Regions from separate parts of the Homo sapiens genome. Here region 2 is linked to region 1. Evidence: chromatin loops called from intact Hi-C (ENCODE). Cell type or tissue: chondrocyte. All regions are shown on one strand. Each heading gives the region's core, and the rest is flanking DNA. Links, peaks and the distances in the headings are about the cores only.

Region 1 (12,619 bases), core at 2,448-10,447:
ATTAATCAATCACGGTTCATAAACTATTATTAACTTAGTTTATTCAGATTGTTATTCAGATTGCCTTAGTTTTTACCTAATGTATTTTTTCTGTTCCAGAATTCCATCTAGGATGTCACATTAATTTAATAGTCACATCTCCTTAGGTTCCTCTTGATAGAGATTCTTAGACTTTTCTTGTTTTTGGTGACTTTGACAGTTTTGAAGAGTACCGGGCAGATATTGTGGAGGACATCCCTTAGTATGGTTATAGATGATGTTTTCCTCAGATTAGACTGGAGCGATCTGTTCTTGGGATGAAGACCACAGAGGTAAAGTATCATTTTCATCACATCATATCAAGGGTACCTACTATTGATACGGACAGGAAGCAGGGAAATACCGGATAGGAGAGAACGGTTCCTCAGCAAAGGCCCCACCCACGAGCCTCAGCCTGCCGTCCTAAATGAGAACTTCACACCCATATTCTCCTGCCCAAATGTTGCTTTTTCCAAAACCACCCTGGCCCACCACGCCCCCATCCTGTACCCATAAAAAACCTAAACTCCACTGGCAGAGGAGCAGAGCAGCACAGTAGAGGAGAGAAAATAAGTGCCTGAACATTGAAGAGACAGCTAAATGGTCAGAAAGGAGTTCGGCCAGGGATGGCCTAACTCCAGGGGAAGATTGACTTCCCACTCCATCCCTTTTCCAGTGCCCCATTCAGCTGAGAGCCACCTCCATCACTCAAAAAAACCTCCACATTCACCATCCTTCAAGTCTTTGTGACCTGATTCTTCCTGGACACCGGACAAGGAACTGGTACCAAAAGGGCAGAGTGTAAAAGGCTGTCACCCCGACTCTCCACTGAGCTGGTTAATACTTAGCTATCTGTGGACAGCAACTGCTAAAAGAGCATTAATTGTAACACACCCCTAGGTGCTACCATGGGGCCAGAGGCCAAAAGTTACTTGCCCCGGCCCCGGCACCCACCACCTACTTGCTCCCGCTCCTGCAAGGAGTTTGAGCACAGTGGCCGAGTAAGAAAGCCCCACCCCTGTCACAAGTCCCACGAAGGGGTCCAGGGAACTCTCTGTCTCAACATCACTGTTGACGTTGGCCTTGATCATGTGGCTGATAGTTCCAAAATCTGTGTTATGGCTGAGTCTGGTTTTGCTGCTCAGATTGACTCTTCAGACTGTTTCCCCTTGACTTTTAGAATGCCTTGCAATTTTTTGTAGAAAGCTGAATATGTTGTATCTGGTAATAGGAACAAAGGTAAATAGGCCTCTAATGTGAGGATGTATGTTAACCTGGCTACATGTTGGACTGCGTTTAATGTTTGCTGTATCTGTGGGTGCCACAGGCTTCAAATTCGTCTCTCTTGTCCTTGTTTTGGGTTTTCTATTGTCTTTGGGCTTCCTAAGAACTCTCCAGATTTCAGGGTGGTGGTTTCCTCTGTAATCTCAGATCTCTGATGGGTCTAAGAAAAATAATTGCTTTTCAGTTTTTTCATCTTTTTTCTCATTGTGAGGATGGGAGTGACAACTTCTAAGCTCTTTACATGTTGAAGCTGAAACCAGAATCTTCCTAAACACTTTTAAGATCAAAAATATTTTCTCAAATAAAATCTCTTGTATCTGAGGTGACTCTCATCATTGTCCAACTCAATCCAGGTGCTACTGCTGGAGAATTTCTCATCTATATCTCCTGGTCCCATTGGGTATCAAGAGCACCACCTTCTCACCCATGCTGTTTCAGGGGATTTACAAGTGTCCTGAGTCATTAAAAAGCAGTGTGTCCAATTGGGTAGTGAGGATCAGAGCTGCAAAATTTTAAGAGCATGAGCAGGAATCTTTTCAGCTGGAAAATCCAACAAAATTGGTAAGATAGGTGGTGGCAAAAGCTCATCAGACAGAGCAGCTATGTGGTTCCTCCCAGGTGATGGTGGTATGTGTTGCTAATGCAATTGAAACAGATGAGTTGCAGGCTATAGCTTGGCTCCCACAAAGCTCCCTGGTGCCTGCCAGCCTCTGGATTCTGAGCTCCGGTTCCCTCTGTGTGCTTTTCTGTGTACCCTATCTTACCAGCAAGGTTTCCTCTTATTTAACACCCCAAAGGCATCAGATATGGTTTGGCTGTGTCCCCCCACAAATCTTATCTTGATTGTAGCTCCTATAATCCCCACGTGTCATGGGAGGGACCCAGGTGGAGGTCATTGAATCTTGGGGGCGGCTTTTTCCCATGCTGTTCTTGTGATAGCGAATAAGTCTCACGAGATCTGATGGTTTTATAAAGGGCCGTTCCCCCTACACACGCTCTCTGGCCTGCCGCTACGTAAGATGTGCCTTTGCTCCTCCTTTGCCTTCTGCCATGATTGTGAGGCCTTCTTAGTCATGCGGAATTGTAAGTCCATTAAACCTTTTTCTTTATAAATTACCTAGTCTTATGTATGTCTTTATTAGCAGTGTGAGAGCAGACTAATACAGCATCCTTCAAGATCCCACCCTGACCTCTTCCTTCAGCCTACCCTAGCCCAGCTGCCTCTCATCTAGTCTCCTAAGGATGGTGGACCAGGTGGTCTGAAGGTCTGGAGGACTGAAACTTCCTCTCTCCTCTACAACTCACATTGAGGTAGAAAAGTCTCCATTCTTCTCTTGGTGTCCAGATTATTGAGGATCTATTTTCTTTTGATAAAACTTGGCCAGGCATGGTGTCTCACACCTGTAATCCTAGCACTTTGGGAGGCTGAGGCAGGCAGATTGCCTGAGCTCAGGAGTTCGAGACCAGCCTGGGCAACACGGTGAAACCCCGTCTCTACTAAAATACACACACACACACACACACACACAAAATAGCCAGGTGTGGTGCCGTGCACCTGTAGTCCCAGCTACTCAGGAGGCTGAGGCAGGAGAATCGCTCTAACCCAGGAAGCGGAGGTTGCAGTGAGCCAAGATTTTGCCACTGGCTGGAGGGGACCAAGGAAGGGGTCAGAGCTCTGCACACTTAGCCTTCTTCACAACTTTCCAGTTCACTGAAATCACACTTAAAAGGCAATCAATGGCCCTCATGATACCAAATCCAGTGGTCACTTCTCAGTCCTCCTCCGTCTTGCCCTGTTAGCAGCATTGGCTACGGCTCATCACATCCTCTTCTTTGAAGGCTTGTCCCCTTAGTTTAGGATGCCCCTTTCTCAATCTTCTTTCTATCTTGCAGGTTGTTCCTCCTCAGCCTCTTTTACTGGGTTCTCCCTTCTTCCCTGTCATTAAATGCTGTTGTGATCCATAGCCCAGTCTGCTATGCATACTTATTCCCTACTTAAGCTCAGTCAGTGTCACCACTTAAACACCATCCCTAATGCTGATGAGCCACTAATTTCTTTCTCCAGTTCAGACAGCTTCTCAGCATGCTAGACTTATAAAGCAAATGTCTACTAGCTACACATGTCTACTATTACATCACATGTCTACTAGCTATTGAACTTAAAGTGTTCAAAACCAAACTCCTTACCGCCCCCCAAACCTGCTCCTCCTCCCAGAATTTCGCATCTCTGTAAATGGCAATTAATTTTTCTAGCTTTGCAGGCCATAAGCCTTGCCTCCCTTTTCTCTCCACATTCCATTTATCAGCAAATCCTGCCAGTGTGACTCCACATTTGAGCATTTCTCTTCCACAGTTCTTATGCTGGTCAGGTCACCACCCTCTCTGATCTGGATTTTGCAAAAGTTTTCTAACTGATCTCCCTAATTCCCTCTTGATAATCTACACTCGATTGCTACATTTTTAAATGTTAAGTTGGGTCTTGTCATTCCTTTCCTTCGAACCCTCTGGTGAGTTCCAATAGTCCTACAGGGTTTCCAAGCTCTCTATGACCATGTGCCTCATCAAGTCTCTAACAGTATTCCCTGCCATGCTGTAAGTGACTCCACTTCCCTCACTGGTCCCTTTCTTGTTACTTTTTTTTTTTTTCTGAGACAGAGTTTTGCTCTTGTTGCCCAGGCTGGAGTGCAATGGCACAATCTTGGCTCACTGCAACCTCTGCCTCCGGCGTTCAAGCGATTCTCCTGCCTCAGCCTTCATGAGTAGCTGGGATTACAGGCATGCACCACCATGCCCGGCTAATTTTGTATTTTTAGTTGAGACAGGGTTTCTCCATGTTGGTCAGGCTGGTCTTGAACTCCTGACTTCAGGTGATCCACCTGCCTCGGCCTCCCAAAGCGCTGGGATTACAGGCATGAGCCACCACGCCTGGCCCCTTTCTTGTTACTTACATATGCCATGCTCACACCCATGATGGCCTTCGCATAGGCTGTTCCTTCTACCTGGAGAATTCCACCCTACCCACCTGCATGACTCTGCCCCTCACCGCCTTCAGGCCTGGCTTTGTCACACCACCATAAGTCCTTCCCTGGCCAGCTAGTTAGCATAGCACCCTGTCTCCCTGTGTCCTTATCCAGTTTGTTATTCTTCTCAGCACTGACAATTACCTGAAATAGATTATGTGTTACTGTTGGTCTCCTTTATCTATCTATCTATCTATCTATCTATCTATCTATCTATCTATCATTCTGTCTATTTTTGAGACAGAATCTTACTATGTTACCCAGGCTGGAGGGCAGTGGCATGATCACGACTCACTGCAGCCTTGACCTCCTGGACTCAGGTGATCCTTCCATCTGAGCCTTCCAAGTAGCTGGGACCATGGGCATGCACCACTATACCTGGCTAATTTTTCTATTTTTGTACCAGCCAGACCAGGCTGGTCTCAGATTCCTGGCCTTAAGTGATCCATCTGCCTCAGCCTCCCCAAGTGCTGGGATTCCAGGTGTGAGCCACCACCCTGGCTGGTCTCCCTGATTAGAAAGTAAGTAAGCTTAGCAAAAGCAGGTGCTTTTTCTGTTTTTATTCACTGCTCAATCCCTGTTGCTAAGAACAATCCTTGGCACATATTGGGGGCTTAATGAATAATGAATGAATAAACCCTGTAAAGAGGCCCATAAAACACTCCCAGGAAATTCAAACCCCTAAATCCCATTCTTCCATTTTACAGATGAAAACCTGAGGCCCCAAAAGAGAAGTGACTTGGTCAAAGTCACCCAGCAGTTAATGGCAGAGCAAGGCCAGATTCTGAGCCACTCATTTCCCAATCCTGTCCTCTCTCCCTGTGTGTCCCAATGATAGCAGAGGGAATAGATGTCAGCTTCTGCCTATCAGGTGACATTGCAGAGGTTATGGTTCAAAAGGTTATCCCAATAAACTGAAGGCAGAAAGGTCACCAGGTGGCTGAGGCCATGACACTCCCAGAGGAGACGTGATGAGGACCCATCACCTGGTGACTCGGGAAGTCAAAAGGAAGGTCAAAGTCTGGATGACTTTGTGAAAGAAGCTTGTTGGATAATTGAATGTGGTGATAAAAGGCACAGAAAGAAAAAAAATCAAAGTGATAATAAGGAAGGAGGGCCCATTTTTATTTATCTTTGTATCTTCCATGCTAGTACTTAACAGGGGGTACATTTACCCCCAAATGTCTATTGCCAGACCTGGTAATGAGGACCAGAAGGGTCACAATTCATGGTTTTCTAATGAGTCAGGCTTTCTAAGTGCCATGGATAAGAACACAAACTTAGGGTAAGTTACACCTAGGTCAAACCTCATTTCTTTTACCCTCTTTTTGCACAAGTGATCTTGGGCAAAAAAATTATCCTTTCTAAATCTCAATTTTCCCATCTCTAAACCTGGATAATATATGCAAAAGAGAAAGACAGAAGGAGAGAGAGAAAGAGAGAGAGAGCGAGTCAGAGAGAGAAAGAGAGAAAGGGAGAGAGACTAACTACAATCATGTGTATGATGTGCTTACTTAGCGCAAGGCTCAGCACATGTGAGGCCCTCAATAAATGCTCACTTTTCTTTACTACCTCAATGGCTTCTGTCTTCTCTTGAAATCCATGCCCTCTCATTTCTAGTTCTGCAATGTTGAGATCCTGGCTCCTCCCTGCTCCTTCTCAAAGGGGATCTATTGAGAAGAGGAGGGCTGCTATGATTAAATCTCCTTCCCACCTCTGAATTTGAGATGAATTTGGTGCTTTCCATCTGCTCAGCTGGCAGACTTTTCACGAGGGCCTGGGCATCATAATAAATGCATGAATCACATCACCTCTGCTGTATAGTCATGAGAGTAACGTGGGAGCCAGATGTGAATGACCCCAGGGTGGACCTGCTATTAGTGTTTCCAAGTGGTGACGACTTGCTCCCATTCCCATACATATCTCCAACTCTGTGTTGATATCTCACCTTTGATAGTGGCTTTGATTCCGGAGAACTGTTTGAGCCTCATCTCTGGACTCAGAGCAGATGGGAGGGCCTTGGTGTTTCATTTTGAGAACAAGAGAAAAGCTGCATTTCTATCCTGTGCTTGCTCACAGGAGCAGCCCACATTTCACCCTTCGCAGAATCCTGTGTTGTTCCCATCTGAGGCCTGCCAGCTTCGGAGGTTAAGTCTCTGAGACGAAAGGAAAGCGGGGGCTGGAAGAATTTTGGAGGGAGTCCAGGACTGCCTGGCCAAGCCAACCCAAATAACTCAAGCAAGCAAAAATCTGCTTGGGCCTGAACTGGCTGTCTAGACAGTTGTGATTATATGCAGGTAGCTATATGACCTTGCACTTCATTTGGCCCGTGTTGAACTTGTTTAGAGGCACATGCCAGTGAGTGTCTTGGTTTGGGTTCTCCCAGAAACAGACCCATAATGAAGGATTTCAGTGCAGTTAATTTACTTAGGAGGTGATCCTAGAGTATACTAGTGGAGGAATGGGAGCCCAAGATAGAGAAGGGAAAGAAGGTAATAAGGAGTGTGTTGTTCAGCTAGTTACCACTATGGGAAACTGGAACTGAATCTTGCAGGGTGACTAGCAAGGTCATTGTAGAAATGCCTCAGAATCACACCCCAGCAAGAAGGCAAGGAAGTTGGGGTGCTCATCCATCAGCTTTCTTCTGTCATGGTGTCTAAGGGCACATTCAGCCTGCCGGGTGTGCAGACCAAGTTTGCATCCTCTTAGGCAGGGAGTCACAGGTGTGTCCAGTACAGAGCCTTCAGCCTATGGAGAAGAAAGTCTAGGGTACCTGAGTCAGGCATTGCCAATATCTGCAGCCAGTGAGTCAAAACACAAAGCCCGCTAAATCTAAAGTGTCGAACATTTGGACCCAATCCTAGATTGTTGAATGATAGTCATCCACATGTAGAGGATAGGAACCTTGTCACATAATTTTTCCCTCTACCAGGAGTTCCTTCTAAATAATAATGACATCTACCGAGTGCTTACTGTGCACCAGGCACTTAAATTATCTCATTTCATTCTTATAACAATACCAAGAGGTGAGAACTATTAATATTATCACTCACGCTGCATGGATGAAGTTACTGAAGCTCAAAGAGTTCAGGAACTTGCCCAAGGTCACATAATCAATAAGGAATAAAGCCAAGATTTGGATTGAAGCCATCTGAGTCCAGAGCTTGACTCCTCCTTGTCTGTGCCCTCCTGCTCATGTCCTCATGCAGCCTGTGCCAGGGCTCCCTCAGGCCTGGGTGATCCTCATATTGAGAAGTAGTTTTCTTAGCTGCATCTTGCATGGAAAATGGCATTTGCAGAGGTGCTGCTCAGTACTTTCCCACACCTCCTCTTCTGCAATGCTCAGAGCTGCCCTGTGAGTTTGGGGTGAGGATCCCCATGTCACAAGTGAAGAACCTGACTGAGGTTCAGAGAAATGAAGTGACTTGCCCATGCCCCAGCACTGGGGATGCAATGGAGTGAAGTAGGCTGGAGGGTCAGCCACCTGTCACAATTCAGATCAAGAGTTCCCTCTTCCTGACCCTCCTCCCCTTCCTCCCAGGGCAGAAGGAGCCATTCTCTTGTTTCTGACCCACACATATGGTCTCCCAAAGCACTTAGGATATTTTATTGCACACTATTGGTTTATAAATACTTGCTCTTCCACTGGGAATCCTCTGATAACCTTTGAAACTCCAACTCAAAAAAAAATATTGAACAAATCTATGAAAACGCTAAATGAATAAATGAATGAGTGCGACCTATGTTCAAATCTCAGCACTGCCACTTTTCTGTTGAGGGCTTTGGACTCAGAGAAGCCTGGATTTGCCTGCTCTAGACTGTGCCTTGGCACTCAGGCAACCTGGAGCCCCAGGATGGTTCTTGCCTACCAGGAGATCCCAGGAACTGATCCCAGGGCTCACGTCAGTCAGCTCTTGCTCCTTCCCCCACCACCTTTAAAGCTTACTTTGCCTTTTGACTCATTCCTTCAAAGTCTAGCACAGTGATGAAAGCTTCTTGATAAATCTACTCCTCTTAAAGCTTTAATGGCCACTAAGAGCTTAATGTACTACCTTTGCGTAGAAGTTTCTATTTTAACAAGAGAACTAGTAAACACCCAATGCCTTAGCTCATCAGAATAATGAATATAATAACTAATAATTTCTTAGTTGCTGCTATATGCCAAACACTCTTTTAAGAGTTTTATAAGTTTAAGCCTCATACAAATTCTATGAAGTAAGTTGTTAGAATAAATTCTCAAACTTCCATCAAACATCTTCCCACCAGCCTGTCACTGGTGTCTGAAATCTCATCATCTGCTGTATCCTCAATCAGTGAATCCCTGGCACACAGTAGGTGTTTGGGTTCCCCAGGAGTAGACTCTGAGTGAGGATGCAAGTAGAAAGAGTGGACTCGGGAGGTGTAGAAAACACTGGGAGGGGATGGGGAGCTACACAGGGAAGGAAAGCAGATGGTAAAGGATGTGCCATCAGAGCAGCTAATGTCATGGGCCACAGAAGCTCAGTCCCATGGGGACACTGGGATATGGTAGAGAAATGCACCTCAGCATTAGGAGTAAGGGAGCTGAGGTATTTATAAGGAAACTCTTGCCAATCATTGGTGGGGGACTGCTCCAGGTGGCACCAATTCCTCACCTCTTCATCTAGAAGTGGGTGTGGCAGAATGGCTTTGGAGAATCCCTCAAACAAAGAGATACAGATACTGGCAGAAGAAGTTGGCTGGAGTCCACACAAGTGGCAAGGCCCAAAGGAGATGGACAATAACCAACAGCATCTGCCACAGTGTTTTACTAAGTTTTTGTTGAACAAATGAATGAGATGGTAGTGGTGACAGGAGGCTAGGATACCCTGAGTTTCACTGGTTTGGTATGACTCTGAATCTTTCTTATCATCTTAGTGGCTTTCCATTATTTAGGACAACACTACTATAGAACCTCCAGATTCTCTGATCTTGTTGGCGGCAAGGGGAAAATGCTTCACAAGAGTCCCAGAAACACAGACAGACTTCTGGTTTCCAATTGTTCAACCCCCATGATTACATTTTCACCAGTCCTCTGAAGAGTTTATCACAAAATGCCAAGGCCTCTGAAGTAGCTATCAGGAAAGCAAAAAAGACCTAAGAGGACAGATGCCATCAATTTTTCGTGCTTCCTTCCTAGCGAACTCAACCACGACACTAACCTCGGTAACACAAGTCCAGTAGAAACTATGTGCAGTGCATGTTTGGATTAAATTCTCTGTTGATTTTTCTTGATTTATAAGTTAAAACTCAGCCAATGCAAATCTTTCTCCCTACTCTACCAATTTCTGTCTTGAACTAAGTGTTCAATATTTTGTCAACCTATAATTTTTGTTATTTTTAACTTCATAAAATTATTATTATTATTTTTAAAAGAAGCCCTGTGCAAGATTGGAGGATAGTTTTCCTGGTTTTGTTTCCAGAATTATTTCACATTTCTGAATTAATATAGCACCAGGTCCCAAGAATCACATGATCTCATTGCTCTTCCATGTAGGTTTCTCATGTTAGTTTTTTCATGACACATCACACCAGAAAATAGAGCTTTAGATCCACAAACAACAATGGTGATGGTGCTAGGGCCAAGGACAAGGAACGACTGTGATATAATCCCCTCTGGAAGAACTCACCTTCCTTGAAAAGGAATGTTCTCCTCCTCCACCTCCCTCTTCTTACACGTTCTTTGTTTCCAAATGGAACTTGTGTGTGAAAGACTTAATATGCCTTGAATTCCAAGGTCATGTTTCAGAGGAAATTGGAAAGTTGCTCCAAAGGAGAGCCCAAGAAGACATCTGTAGCTTTGAGAAAACAGGAGCAGGTTTTGTGTGCTTTTCACAGGGGGTTGTCCACAGGGACAAACAACAGCTGTTTTAACTGTAAACTAACACTGCCACCTGACTACTTTGAGGTCTGCATGCTAGGAGATTGATAAGCGAAGAAAGGGGTTACTGTAGCACCTCGGGGGCAGTTGACCCTCTCAAGGGGAAACTGAGTTACTACCACATACTGAGGGTAGAGTATATGTATGTGGTTTTATATATATAATTATATATAATATATAAATGTATAATGATATATAAATATATAATGAATAATTATTATATATTATATAATAAAGTAAATATATAATATATAATTATTATATATTTCCTGCCCAGGAAATGGTGATCCTTCCAAGGTGGGTGAACAGCACACTCAAGTTAAGAGAAAATCCTTTTGTTAGGAAGGGAGGGCAAAAAGAGGGCGAGAAGGGGGAAAGAAGGAAGCCTTAGCACATGAATGGATGTGATGGACTTTCAAGTACCCAGAGGTTTCAGCTCACAGGAGACAAATATCAGTAGTGAGCCTGGAGTACTGAAAGATCTAAGAAAAGAAGGCCGGAAGTTCAGCCGTCAGCCTCCAAGCTGTTCCCTTGCCAATCCCCTTCTTTTTTCTCCCTTTCTCTATCACCTCTTCTCTTTCCTCTTCCAAAATAAAAATAGGAAGCATGAAGGTTTTCAGGCTGTTTTTTCCTGGAGTGGCTAAGACTGTTTTTTATTGGCTTGGCAGGATGTTTTGAGATTGTGTGGAGAGGACTCCTCTGTGTGTGTGCCCATGTGTGCATATGTGTGCCTGCCTGTGTGTGTGCGTGTTTTTCTGAGTACTAGGCTTTGGAATTCAAAGTAGCACATACATGCTTCCTTTTTGGTATTGTATATATATTTATATGTTATATATTATATTATATATATTATGTATTATATACATTTTTATTATATATTATATATTATATTATATATTTTATTATATAATATATAATTATTATATATTTGTAATTATATTTAATATATAATTATTAATTATATATTCATATATCATATATAATTTTTCTTTCTTTGCCCCCTCTCCTATTAATTTACTATGTAATACAAAATGTAATAAAAGTGGTAAGCCTTATATGTTGGTATTTAAGTTACAGGATATTAAAGGGGAGTGTAATTCAGCTAGTAGTGCAGGTAAACATAATCCAGCAATGCATAAAATGACACAGTGTCTACTATCTCGGAGAGCGCTAATCTGTTTTCATTTGTATGAAAGACAGTTGCATCATGTCAGGCAGGTGAAAGCATGATTTTGCTTTATTTGGACAATAAATGTAGGAAAAAAGAGATATACCTAGTTGATAAGGGTTGCATTCTTCTGAATCATCCCGTTATCAACTTGACCAAGCTAAAATCTTTCTCACAATCCACTTCTCTTTCTCTTCCTAATCTGCATGGTTCCAGGTTAGAGTTGGCCAAAAGAGGAGCTTGTTCAGGATTTTGAAGACAGAAGTAAAGCAGTGGCCATTACTCTCAGCAGGTCGTTTACTCTGCATCCAGCCCATACTCTTGAATGCTGACCTACTGACCAAGCAAATTCTCATCCATGGCCCCAGAGATTCAATAGCTACACAGAGGCATCCCATAGCCCCCTAGAGGAGCTCCTCCTTTGCTTTCCATTCAATCCCAGAGCTGTGGGATTCTCCTGCATTTCTTTTTTACTTCTCTAGTAAAATGTAATCAGCCTTTTCTGTAGCATATTCCATCAATCACTGTCAAAGAACATGAACTTCACATCAAAGACATAAAAAGTGCCCTCCTTTTTTTAGCAAAAAAGGAACAGGTTTCCAGGCATTCCACTATTGTATTGATCAGTTACTGCAACTTTTCGGGATGTAAATGTCATAATAGTGACATTAGGAATACATTTTGCTGTTCCGGCTTTTAACATAAGGAAAATAGAAATAGAAATTCCATGTTTAGCCAGAAATCATCTTGAGCATCCAGCATATAAACTTACTGATTATACTTAAACCAGCCTTGTAATTAATGCCGCACTTGCAAATGGACATAGACATCAAGGGCCGTCCTCTGATAAAGCATTTCATCGCAGCTGGTGTCCAGCAGTCCTTGTTTTTAACATGCTGACTGCTGTGCTCGATATAAAATGGGAAGGCTATTATTGATTACTAATAATCAACTGCTTATTAGTAATTTTTCTGACATAGAGGCCTACATCATATTTCACTGATTGCTCTAAATTCCTGGTGTTCCACACTCTGCTGTGTTCCACTCTGAACCACCATGGTTCACAGGACAGGCTCTCATCCTCCAAGGGGGCTTCTGATGCAAGTGGGTTGAAAGATGGACAGAAGCAGGCATATTCCAGGCACTTAAAAGTATGTTTATGATTTCACCTGTTCATCCTTTTGGGTTATTTGATTGCAGGCAACAGAAACAATCTTTGTCCAACCAGCA
Region 2 (12,619 bases), core at 2,220-10,219, 340 kb before region 1:
GGAAATTACTAGTCTCATTGGACTGATGAGGAGGCGGAGGGTCAGAGGGGTTGATATATATGAGTAGTAATGGAATGGCTGAGAGCTTGGGGGTAGCAGTCAGACTGCTGGGCCCAGTGCTGGCTATGCCTCGTACTCTTTGTAGTTATGGGAATTATTATTCACCTTGTCGCCCCAGGTGTTCTCATCTGTAAAATGGGGATCCTCATAGTACCGAATCCTTATGATGTAATTCATGCAGAATGATTATTAGCATGGTGCCTGCACATGGTAAGCCTACAGCAAATTTTGCTGTTATTAAGAAAGGCTTCAAGAAGCTTCATCTGTAACAGCTCTGGCCTCCTTGATGAAACACTGAGGCTTGAAATCTAGAAATCTTCTTTGCTCTCAATTAATTTAAGGTGACAGGGCCTTGACCGTGAGACTTGGGCTTCTTCCTATGGGGGACTGGGGGATGGTGTCCCAGAGCCAGGCCTGGCTGCTCGGACAGTTCTCTGACCAGATTGCTCACTGGCCCTGCCTGAGAGAATGAGGGGCCAGTTTTATCCCTCGGGTATCATCTCATTCATCCAGTGTTTCCCAAACTGGCTCCATATGAGTTCTTCTGGATGCCAATAGGAGGATTGAAATGGCCCAATCAACTGGCAGAACTCTGAGTTAAGGAAACCAGGCTCTCTGAGGACCATCAAGTATTAATGTTTGGCTTGGGTTTGACTGTGGAATTTTTTCTTCTTCAAGATAGCTTGCAGAATGAGTACTCCATGGAATATGCATTTGGAACTATTTCTTGACCCCTCCAAATGCAGTCAGCAGGGAGGCAAGTGTGAGGTCTGGCAACCAGAAAGGATGGGGGTAAGGGATGTCCTTGGAGGTGAGACAGGTGGACAGATCTGCGATATATTTTATTTTATTTTTGAGATGAAGTCTCACTCAGTTGCCCAGGCTGGGGTGCAGTGGTGTGATCTCGGCTCACTGCAACCTCCACCTCCTGGGTTCAAGCTATTGTCCTGCCTCAGCCTCCCCAGTAACTGGGGTTACAGGCACCTGCCACCACACCCGGCTAATTTTTTATATTTTTGGTGGAGATGGGGTTTCACCATGTTGGCCAGTCTGGTGACTTCTGGCCTCAAGTGATCCACCTGCTTCAGCCTCCCAAAGGGCTGGGATTACAGGCGTGAGCCACCGTACCTGGCCAGACTCGGGATATATTGTAGAGACAGGATCAGTAGGACTGATTGATGGAAGCTGCTTAGTAAAATATTTGGTGTATTGGACTGTATTGAACCGAATTGTGTTTGTGTCTCCTTGATACCAAATCAGCCAGTTGGAGAGGGAAGAATCCAGCCACTGAAACAGCCCTTCTGTCTGTGTGAGGCAAGTGGCTCACACCTCCCGACAGTCGCTGAAGGGCCAGAGGCTTTGGCTCCCTTAAAGACGTGCCAGACTCTTTGGGGTGTGAGTCTTCTTGTTTATTTACCTGTCAAAGTACTTTCCTTCTTCCTACATCCCTCCTTTTTAAAATTAGAAAACCCGCTGCCCTCTCCAGGGCCTATCACTCTTTCATTTTTGGGGCCTGGGCCATGCATCCCGAGGCAGTCGGGGTGTTTCCAGTTTCCAAGGTTTATTGTTAATGAAAAGTGCACAACAGGCTGAAATCCCTGGCAGGAGCCAAAGCTGCAGGGTACACCGAGGCCAGCAGACGCTGGAGCAGCCAATTTTATCTGGATGTTCTCTCCTCCTCCTCCTCCCTACCCTCCTCCTTCCCCCTTCATTTTATCAGGGAGGTTTGGCTGGACTTGAAGGAGCCAAAAAGGAACTGGAGGGGTCTGAGCTTCTAGCAGCCAGCAACAAGGTATGGGAGGACAGGGGACCCAGGCCTAGGGTAGGTTCCAGGTCAACTCAGTTCTTCATTGAATGTGTGTCTGCCTTGGTGCTAGGCTCTGGGGATGAATTAATATTGATAGCAACAATAATAGCTAACATAATTGAGTGTATGCTGTAAGGGGAAGGCCTTGTAAACATTGAACAAACTGGTATCAATAAGTCCTCCCAGCAGTTCTAAGTACTTGCTAATATTATTCACGTTTTGTAGTTGACTAAACTGAGGCCCAGAGAGGGCAAGCAACATCCCTAGAATCACACAGCCCTAGGAGTATCTCATTCCAACACTATAGTTTTTAGCTCTGTCCGTCTAGGCAGAGGACCTGGGTATGTAAACCAAGAAATAAACCTGCACAGTTTGCACGTGCTATGAGGCAAGTATTGACTAGTGCAGTGGGAGGGGCGCTGTGGAAACCACATATGAGCACAGTCTTGGCTAATGAATTAGGGTGCTGGGCATAGGGGGCCTGATGGAAATGTTAGAAAAGTGGATGAGATGGAGGGAGGTAGGCAGGGGACCTTCAGGGAGGGTCTTGGGTAGCCTACAAAGGTTTTTGTACTATATCCCTTAAGAGTGATGATGGATTTCAAAACAAATATTGCTTATTTTATCCTTGCTCAAAGGACATCTTATGTGAAAGTCCAAAGTATGAAACAGGTGGCAATGGAGTGGCTTTGGACAGCCTGTCATTTGTGGCCTCCCTTCTCCCTGCCTCCTTGCATGGGTCCCTGGCCATCTGCCTGGAACCCTGACTTTGAACATAACGGCTAGAGAGCATCAGCATTGGGTAGAAAGAAGCATTTACAAGCATTTGGGAAGACTGTTTCCTTGGTGGTGTGGAGGTTGAGTGAGAAGGGGCTGGACCTGGTGGCCGGGAACCGGCTTGAGATCATAGTAGCAGCGGCCCTGCAACCTGCGGCATTAGTTCCCCATCCATGCTGGGGACTGGAGCCCTGCTGATTCCAGCCAGCTCTTTGGGAGGCCATCTCATCTGGTAGTTCTGCACTTGATCTTTGACGCCAAACTGCCTGATTGCAGGCCGTGCCAGTTTCTTAACCTCCCTAGGCCTCAGTGCCTTCATCTTTCAAATGGTAAAATTACAGATATTTCCCTGATTATTTGTCATAGGGTTTAAATGAGTCAGTACATGTGAGGTACTTAAAACCTTACACACAAACTTGGTGCACAGTAAGTGCTATATTGTTATTTATTATTAATGTTCAGAAATGCCTTTATGTAGTTTGAGTTTACTCATTTAATAAATATTAGCTGAGCTCCTACTATGTTACTCTGTGCCAAATACTGTTCTGGGTGCTGAGGATACACCAGTGAGTGAAACAGGACAACCCCCTTTTACATTTGACTGGGGGAGACAGAATAAATAAATACATGGAATGGGTGTGTAGTAGGGCTGAGAGGGGCCCATGGGATCGTGCACGACTTGGTGGGCCACATTAAAAGCTTTGGGTTTTATTTGCCTGAGATGGGAAGTTATAAAGAGATGACAAGATTGAGCACCCATTTTGGGGTCAGAGTAGCTCTGTCAGGGCCGGCTACCTGGTCCGTATCCAGTGGTTAATAAATTATTGGTTGTGTTTGTTGTTACCCATCATCCTGTCTACAGGAAAGCCGTTCTGGGAGAGGGTATGAGAAATGATCTTGACAAGGAAAGTGGGGTCCTCAGAAAAGGGAACCACATTTCCCTTAGCATGACAAAGGCGTGTCCAGGAACAGTGGTGGTGACACACACCATTTTCCACCTGGCGGGACAGCACGCCCCACGCCTCGTGATGCTGAATTGGCTGATTTGTGTTCTGACCCATCAGTCGATCCTCTGCCTGGCGACATCTCCGTTGTCCTCTCTCGCATTCTCTGTAGCATAAGTGAGCTTGTTGGCTAAACGGGGTGTTTGTGTATTGCTGTTTTCCCTCTGCAGTGTTTGAGAACAAAGATAAGATTGTGATCATCATGGAATATGCCAGCAAAGGGGAGCTGTACGATTACATCAGTGAGCGGCGACGCCTCAGTGAGAGGGAGACCCGGCACTTCTTCCGGCAGATCGTCTCTGCTGTGCACTATTGTCACAAGGTATGGCTGCGCCTGGCCCGCAGCTTTGGCCGTAGATGGTTTTTATGGCACTGCATGATTTTTTTCCTATTATAAAAGTGATATCTGTTCATGGGAGCATGTATGGAGAATTTATGAACTAGAAAGAAGAAAATTACCATCACCCGTGATTCTGGAATCCAGGGATAATCTATTTTTGACATTTTTGCTTGTTTCCTTTCAGTCTTCTTCCTCCTCCTTCTCACATTTATTTTTTTATGTAAACTTTTAATTTTGAATAATTTTAGATTTACAGGAAAGTTTCAAAGGTAGTACAGAGAGTTCCTATCTATGCCTTTCTTAGTTTACCCTAATATTAACATCTTACATTTCTGTGGTACATTTGTCAAAATGGAGACACCAATGACCTTTTTCTGTTCCAGCATCCAATCTAGGGTACCACGGTGGATTCATTTTTACATCGTTTGTGTCATGCTTTTTTACTTAATACTTTAATCTAAATATTTTCCTATATTATTAAAAATTCTTTGTAATTCTTGATTGTTGGACATTGAGACTGTTTCTAATTTCTGATTATGACAAATAGTGATCAGTATCTTTATATATGAATATTTTCCTCTCATGTGAATAATTTACTTAAGAGAGATTCCAGAAGTAGAATTACTAGGAGAAATGTTCTTGAAACCTTTCTATGCTCTTGGTGCCTTTTCTTGCATAGGTTACCTACATGCACGGATGTGCTCAGAAGATGGCCGCAGACAGGCTCATGCCTATAATCCAAGCTAGTTGGGAGGCTGAGGGGGGAGGATTGCTTGAGCCCAGGAGTTCAAGACCAGCCAGGGCAACATAGCAAGATCCATCTTTAAAATTTTTTTTAAAAAGTAGCCAGGCATGAGGTTGCGCACCTGTAGTCCCAGCTGTTTGGGAGGCTGAGACAGGAGGATCCCTTGAGCACAGCAGTTTGGGGCTGTAGTGAGCTATGATGGTGCCACTGCTCTCCAGCCTGGATGACAAAGTGAGACCCCATCTCCAAAATAATAATAATAACAATAATAATATAGCCACAGTAGAGCCACTCTTGGTTTCTGGAAAAGGCATAAAGTACACAGATAACTACAAGCCATGTCTCAGCCATTATTGTTATTCATCACTTTGGCCATGAATTTCATCTCATTCAGACTTTCTCCAGATCTGTCACACCCTAAACAGTCATTTACTTTGAGGATAACGTGACTTGAGTCCAACAGGGCATCCAAAACAGAGTCAACTTCTTCATATAAATGATCTCAACATGGGGCCTCCTGGTTTGTTAAATATTATGTTTAATTGAGAGTGGCTCTGTAAGTAATTAGAGAACAGTTACTCAAATCTAAAACCCTTAACTCATGTGAACATTATTTGACCTCTCTTTGTTGACTCAAAATGTGCTCATGATTTGAATCGTATAATATTTTGTATTTCATCATGAGGTATCATTGTAAATCACCACAGAGGTGATATTTTTGATATTGGAAGTGTGTGAACACTTGGATTCTGTATGAATGAGGCTTTATTAGACTCATTCCATCTTATTACAAAAACCAGGAATGCAGCAATGTAAACCAAACTGCTCCTGATGTTTAAAATTAATGGAATCAGGTGTCTTGTAGTCCACATCTTTCTTCTAACAGACTCGGTTTTGTGCATTTCTGAATTCAGAAGACCTCATTGCAGGCTTGAATTAGAAAAAGATTAGTAGAAATACATGTTTTCATTTCTCCCTCTGAGCAGTGCTTTTGGAGATATTAAGAATGGTCAAATGAAAAGGAAAATAAACAAGAAAGAACCACCCATAAACATGCCTGTTGGTTTGCTCAAAAGAGCAGCTTCGATTGCAGATGTCCTTTATGCTGAATGATGTTCAGAATCATTCAATGTCCCCTGTTACTTGTCCACTCACCCCAAAATAGCCAGTTCTTTCGGGCCCACTGCTCTTCCCATGCCCACCCACCCCCTAAAAAGATAATCGGGTCTTAAAAAAGAATGAAGAAGGCTAGTGTTTACTGCTGTGTAGACCGACAGCCTATTGGCTGATGACTGCTTTTCACGTTTCAGCTGGCTGGCTGCTGGTCATTGAAGTTCAGCCTCCAGCCTTGCCAGAGTTTGCCTGAATGGAAAGGTCAGGCAGGATGGCAGCCACCTGCTTTGGTCAGGCCAGTGGTCCCAGTCTCATTGGTCTGCTCTCATGCTTCATCTTTCACCCAGCCCTGAGTCCTGCTGAGCAGAGAGGGACTTTCTGAGTCTTCTCTCCAGGTTGCTTAGGAAATGTTATCCTCAGGACAGATCAAAACAGGTCGGAATAGATTGAGCCAGATGTCTTTCCAGCGTTGAGTAGGCAGGCAGGCACACAGACAGACAGATGAGGAGTGCCTGTGAGCCCCACAATCTTGAGTCCCCAGTAGAGAAATCTGCTTCTTCCCTGGGAATCCCGTCCAGACAGACATTGTTTGCTGCTGCCTGGGATTATATTGCTTTCACACAGTGGAATTACATTCCGACAAAGAATCCCCCTGCTGTTTTACAGGCTCTGGGGGAGAACAGATTCCAGTCATTTTTCCCTTAACCACACAGCAAGTGACTAATGCTCTCCTGTCGCTGGTTGGTCGCTGGCGGGGGAGCGTCAAGACAGTGAGAGCAGCCTGAAGGATGGAGGTGAAGACCACCGGGCTGGTGCATTTCTTTAATCTGTCAGACATTTCCCTTTGCTCACCCTCCTCCTTCCTCTTTCTCTCTTGTTCTCATCCCAGCCGCTCCCATTCAATTCCCTCTTTGTCTTCTCATTTCAGAACGGTGTGGTCCACCGGGACTTGAAGCTGGAAAATATACTGCTCGATGACAACTGCAATATTAAGGTAAAGCCCTTGCGTCGTCGATTGATATGCAGGGCCTGGGTCTTGCAGCCGGATGGAGGCTTAACCTGCTCCAAGCCGCAGCCTGGAAATAAGGCAGCCACTTCCTACCTGGCAGGCTGGTGGGGAAGAGTCTCTTTGCTTGAGCTCCAAGTCCAGTTCAAACAATTAAATGCGACAAGCAGTTATTGATCTCCTACTATATGCCGGGCATTGTTCTTCCTCCCTGGGTAAGATGAGATGACTGAGATACAGTGTCTCTCCTCAGGAAGCTCATAGTCTAAAATCATCACCATAACAATACTTTTAGCAACCAATACATATTTCATATGTATTTTATATTTTTGCCTGCTATCACTTAAATTCAATCTTTACAACAACTCTACAAGGTAGGTACTGTTATTTACATAATTTCACAGATAGGGAAACTGAGGCACAGAAAAACTAAGTAATTTGCCCAAGGTAATCCAGTGGTAAAGAGTAGAGTTGGGATTTGAACCCATGTCTGTCTGATTTCACGAGCCCAAATTCAAGTCGCTTTGCTTGATTTGCTAGCAGGATCCTAAATTATTTTAGAGCTGGAACTCTTTGCCTGGCTATTTCTTTGTCACTCTCCACCCTGTCTCCTACTTCTCCCTCTCCACCTTCCCACCCCTGAAACCAGCCATAGACCTGGGAAGCTGACTAAAATGGGGATGGTGCTTGCTGTTGGGAAATAGCAAGTGCTGGAGTTTACTTGCACGGAGAGTATTATTGCTGGCTGCTGCTGGAGCTGGAGAAAGTTCTCCTGGCCCACAGGGTTCAAGTGCCTCCCAGGGAGCCCTCTGAATGTCCTTTTGACCACGTCTACAAAATAAGCAAATACGGTTTCAAAATAAACGGAGCTCGCTGCATGGGTTTCATTATGAAACGGCCTTAGTACTCCCGGCACCAGCAGGAGCCCTCCAATTGGCCGCTGGTGACGTTAGTGGCTTATCCCTGGTCCCTGGGCAAAGCATGGGAATGATTTTTTTGTTGTTGCTGCTATCAGTGGAGGAGCGTGTGATGAGACTTGTTTCCTTGCTTGGAAGGATGGAGTTGCTTTGGTGTTGGGATTCTCTGTACAGATCATGGCAGCAACCATTAGTCACCATCATCCTTTGAGAGGCCCCTGGAAGCCATGACCCAGTGACCTCTTGCTCTTGCAGAGTGTTTGACCGTAGTCACATGTAGTCTATAGAATAAGCAGGAAATAGTTGGTCAAAGTAGTTCTCCATGGGAATAGGAAGTGGAATCGCAGGGTCTATTTCTGGCAAAGTGGTTGGATTATTCTAGAAGGAGCACTGGTTGTAGAGTTAGGAAATTCCGGGCTGTATGGCTTACTAGCTTCTTGACACTGGGAAAACCACTTAACCCTGTTTCCTCAGCTGTAAAACGGGGTAACAGTACTACTCACAGGCCTGCTTAGAGCAGTGAATGAGACACTCTGTGTTTAGTTTTGTAAACTGCTAAGCACTCGTGTCCAAATGAGTCAAAGTTAAAAGCAGTGGCTTTGGAGTTAGATATTTCAACCCTGCCCCTTAGTAATGGCAGGATTTGGGGTAAGTTTCTTGATGATTTAGGCTTTAGTTTCCTCATCTGTCAAGAGTTGCCAGTTCCTGTCTCTGCAGATTATTGTTTATTTGTTCATTTTTGTTTCAAGGAGTATTTTCTGAACTGTTACTGTGTGCAATGCCCTGTGCCCAGTCCTGGAGAGTCAATAATAAACGTGAAGATTTTAGACAATACTACAATCAAAGCAATTCATGCTTAACTGTTACTATACTGGGAGCCTTCTTAAGTGGCTGGCCACTGGAGAGGGAATTGAACCGGAAGTCAGCTGCTCTGAAGGTGCCTACCTAGGTCCTGGGGAGTGGTGGTCAGGCCATGGCTGAAAAATTGGTCTTGGTTTGAGGGCCACCACATTTTTCTAAGGGTTTGTGTCATCAACCTTATTGACTTCCTCTCCAGATCCTTCCTGCCACCTGCCCCCAGAGCTCTCAAAACTAAATGTCATCTTTACAAGGCCTGGAATGTAAGCCTCTTGCCTAGGGGTTGGGTTCTATGGTGCAGTGTGACCTCTTGGTCCCATGATGTATTCCCAGAAGTGATAAGACACATAGCTTTCTATGAAATCATGTAATTCCCTAATGGAGGAAAAGAATGATTAGAATTCTGAAAGCAATTGTGCAGGGAAACAGTGAGGCAGGAGCCCAGGAGAATGGCTTCATTTGTGTAAGCAAAAGGGCAATGATGTTGGGCCTGACAGTTCCCCTGCACCAAGTTCTTCAACCTAGGGTGCCTGTGCATGATGGAGGGAAAGAGCACACACACAAAGCAGTATTATCAATTAAGGCTTAGGCATATACCTTTCCTTAAGAATTTCTAATCCTGGCATTTCCCAAGGTAAAGCACGGGTGTGCATGCACACATACGTCCCAAAGAGAAACCAGATCTTCCCATTATCAACACTTTTAAATTCCTTTCCTCTTTGTTCAAGGAATCCTACTTAGGTCTGAGAATCCTACATCTTTAAAGAACTTTGGGAGTCATTTTTCCAACCCCTTGTTTTAATGATTAGACCCAGAAAGTCTAGAGGATAATGCCCACGATCACACAGTGAATCAGTCTGGACTAAATTATTGTGTCTTTGCTTCCCCAGAGTGTAGACTAGTGCTTGGCACACAGTAGGTACTTCAAAATGGTTTGATTTTGGAATAAAGGAATGATGAGCCAGGATTAGAACTCATGTGTTTGACTTCCAGGCAAATTATCTTTTCATCATCTCCCATCCACTTCCAAGGTTTTAAAAAAATGTGATTCAGCTGGTCTTGATTTGTCTTCTGGTGGTATATTCTCAACTCTTCCTGACTCAGCATTTTGCTGAAACATATTTAGAAAGGACCCATGCTGGCAAAGGCAGGCAGATACATGGCCACAAGCCGGCCTCTGTGCTCAAGAGAGCCCCTGCCATCCGTGTCTGGACCTGGGGGACCACAGACACACGAGCCACGAACCAGCGGGACATGAGCAGCAAGATCCTCTCTTGGAGCCCCCTCTGGTGCTTCTCTAAATGTGGATCCATTTTCCACGTTTCAAGGGTGGAGGACTTTGGCCTAGGAAGCCTATATAAATGCTACTGGTTTAAACTTGTCACATGTCGCTGCAGTGGTGGGGAGAGCCATGTAGCTCATTCCTCTCCCCTTCCCTGCCTGATGTTGATTTGCAGAGCACACATCTGGCATTGGAAATTATTTATCTGGCACTGCGAGAGGGTGTGGTTTCTAAAAATATTCACACAGTCGGTCAGCAGAAAGAATGAGAGCAATGTGCTGCTTTGGGCTGCATTCCGTACTCTGGAAGCATGTCTACTAAAATAGACACCAAGCACAGCACTAATTTGCAATTAATAAAAAACGGGCCAAATTCACAGCCCACTCTCTGGGAGAATGGAATGCTGACAATTCCCATAGAAGGCTCCTGTAAAAATGTCTTACAATGAGAAGAGGTCCAGGCACCAGGGTCAGCCGACCTCCTCCAAGAGGGCTGGGAATCTGGTGAGCTCCCAGGGCTCAGAGTAGAGGGGCATAGGGGAAATGGCCTGCTGCCCCTTAAGACAATGGAAGCGCGGCTGCTGTGGATAAGAAAAGAAGCTTTGAATGGCCAGGGCCAAGATGAGATAGAAACCTCTGAAGCTTAATAAGACCAAGTGGGGCAGCTGAGAGTCAGCCTCTGGGCTTTGATGATATGAATGGGAGAGCTCTGTGTTCATGCATGAATTAATCAATTCATGTGTTGTGTGTATATATCCACGCATACCTGCATTCACTCATCCATTCCTGCATTTATTCACTGAGGAATTGAACGTCTTTTCTGGGCAATATTTATTTGATCAGAAATATTCATTAAGGTCCTACTGTGTACTTGACCCTGTGCTGGGGATTTAATAGTGAACTAGATGGCCAAATTTCTGTCTTGGAACTCAGGATCTCGCAGTTGTTAAACTAGCAGTGATAATGAGCCGTGAGGAGGATACAGAAGTCAGTGAAGAAGAGAAGGTACCTGCTCTAGTGAGCTTAAAATTCCAGTTGGAGACACAGCAGTAAACAAATAAACACATAATGTAATTGGCTGGCAGTGAAGAAAATCCATGCAGGATGAGAATGAAGAATAGAGTTGCTCTTTTACCTAGAGTGGTCAGGGAAGGCCCCTGGTATAGGACTTGAATTCCTGTCATCCACCAAGCTCTCTCTGGCTTCTTGACCTTGGCACACATGGTTCACACTGTCTGGAATGCTCTGCTCATTCCTTTTTGCCTGCTCCTTCTTTGGGGTCTCTGCTTGACTGCCTCTTCTTCCAGGAAGCCTTCCCTGATCCTTCTCCCTTGGCAGGGCCAAATGGCCCTGTGTAATGTATTCTGGAAGTGCTGAGCAGGAAGCAGTGGGTCTGTCTGGCTGGATGGACCAGAAAGCTTTCATGGAGGAAGAGGGATTGAATTGGGTTTTGAGGGATGGGTAGGAGTTTGATAGTAAGGAGCATGATGATGGCTTTTCAAGAGGAAGAAACAGCAAGCACAGGAACACAGCATGGAGACTAGAAAAGGAAAGTAATGCTTACTGAGCCCCTGCTAGAAGCTAGAGCCCCATGTCAGACCTTCCACACCTTATTTCATTTGGTCCTCAGAATGTCTCCACCGGGGTGGGTGTGATTACATCATTTTACAGAAGAGGAAGCTCTTGCAGCTAATAAGTGATGGGACTGGCTACAAACCTATGGCTATTTGACTCTAAAGACCAGACACCTGATGAATTCTACTCTCTACTCTTACTATCCAAATTTGCCATACATCTAAGAGCACATCAAATGAGGGCACTGTTTGGTCCATGCTTTGGTCAGCCTTACCTTGTCTGCAGGCAGGCTTGCAGACAGCTATCACTGCGAGAGACTCTCCAAGTGCTAATGGTGGCTGATGGCCAGGCTGAGTCATGGTGGCCAGAGTAGCCATGCGGGGATGCCAGGGCTGTGTGCTGTGAGCTGGCACTGGCTGCTAATTAACATCCATGGGAGCTGCTGCTTGGACGCGCCCTCTTTTAAGAGCCTCCTCACATTGTTCCTGGTGGGAATTTCTTTTCTTTTAAGAGAGGCAGCATGAGCTTAGATCCTCTGAAGACAGAAGCCGACCCCACTCACTTCTGCTCCTTGTTCCACTCCCTGCCTTCACTTCCTGGCAACTCAGGAGTGAGGCTGTCTTGAGTGAAGCCACAGCGATCAACTCCAAGGCCGGAAAGGAGTTATGGAGTGTACCTTCCTGGATGGAATTGCTGTCTTCCCGAAGAGTTACACAGAAAGTGCATTTCCTCGTCAGCCACCTGACAGCAATAACTCCCCTTTATGTAGAACTTTACAGCTAAGGCAGCTGTTCACCGATGTCTCAGGCAAGCCAGTTTACCACCCTGTGCCTCAGTTTTCTTATCTGCAAAATAAGGATAATTTTAGAATTCCACTATCTGCAATCTTCCAGATAGGGTTGTTGTGAGAATTTACTACATCAATATATGTAGCACTCACAGAACCGTGCCTGGCATATAGCAATGCTGCTACTGTTACTTTTATTTTTAGAGACAGGGTCTTGCTCTGTCGCATAGACTGGAGTGCAGTGGCACCATCATAGCTCACAGCAGCCTTAAACTCCTGGCCTCAAGCAGTCCCCCTGCCTTAACCTTGAAAAACACTGGGATTGCAGGCATGAGCCACCACATCTGGC

Evidence for each region. Hi-C counts contacts between places; a loop is a spot of excess contacts. Peaks named below come from ENCODE experiments on the same cell type or tissue, not always from the same donor. Only the 100,000 strongest peaks of a DNase experiment are listed, where the experiment ranks them.
Region 2: a loop joins it to region 1, with 3 times the contacts of the local background. A loop is called at or near these places in 2 of 110 quality-filtered maps.

The regions. Positions count from the first base shown.
Region 1 is chr12:105,742,876-105,755,494 of GRCh38, reverse strand. It overlaps LOC107984435 (a long non-coding RNA gene), which reads left to right. Exons shown (of 4, transcript XR_001749305.2): 2 at 200-311; 3 at 12,590-12,619. It overlaps CASC18 (cancer susceptibility 18), which reads right to left. Exons shown (of 5, transcript NR_110109.1): 5 at 11,432-12,619. Among named protein-coding and RNA genes, the nearest start is that of CASC18, 45 kb to the right of the region's middle. RefSeq lists an enhancer at 10,405-10,948. In chondrocyte, for the core only: no CTCF peak of the experiment used is centred there; a DNase peak (open chromatin) is centred at 6,484.
Region 2 is chr12:106,078,085-106,090,703 of GRCh38, reverse strand. NUAK1 (NUAK family kinase 1) reads left to right here. Exons shown (of 7, transcript NM_014840.3): 3 at 3,819-3,970; 4 at 6,775-6,840. Among named protein-coding and RNA genes, the nearest start is that of NUAK1, 55 kb to the left of the region's middle. RefSeq lists an enhancer at 9,313-9,813. In chondrocyte, for the core only: a CTCF peak has its summit at 9,927; no DNase peak of the experiment used is centred there.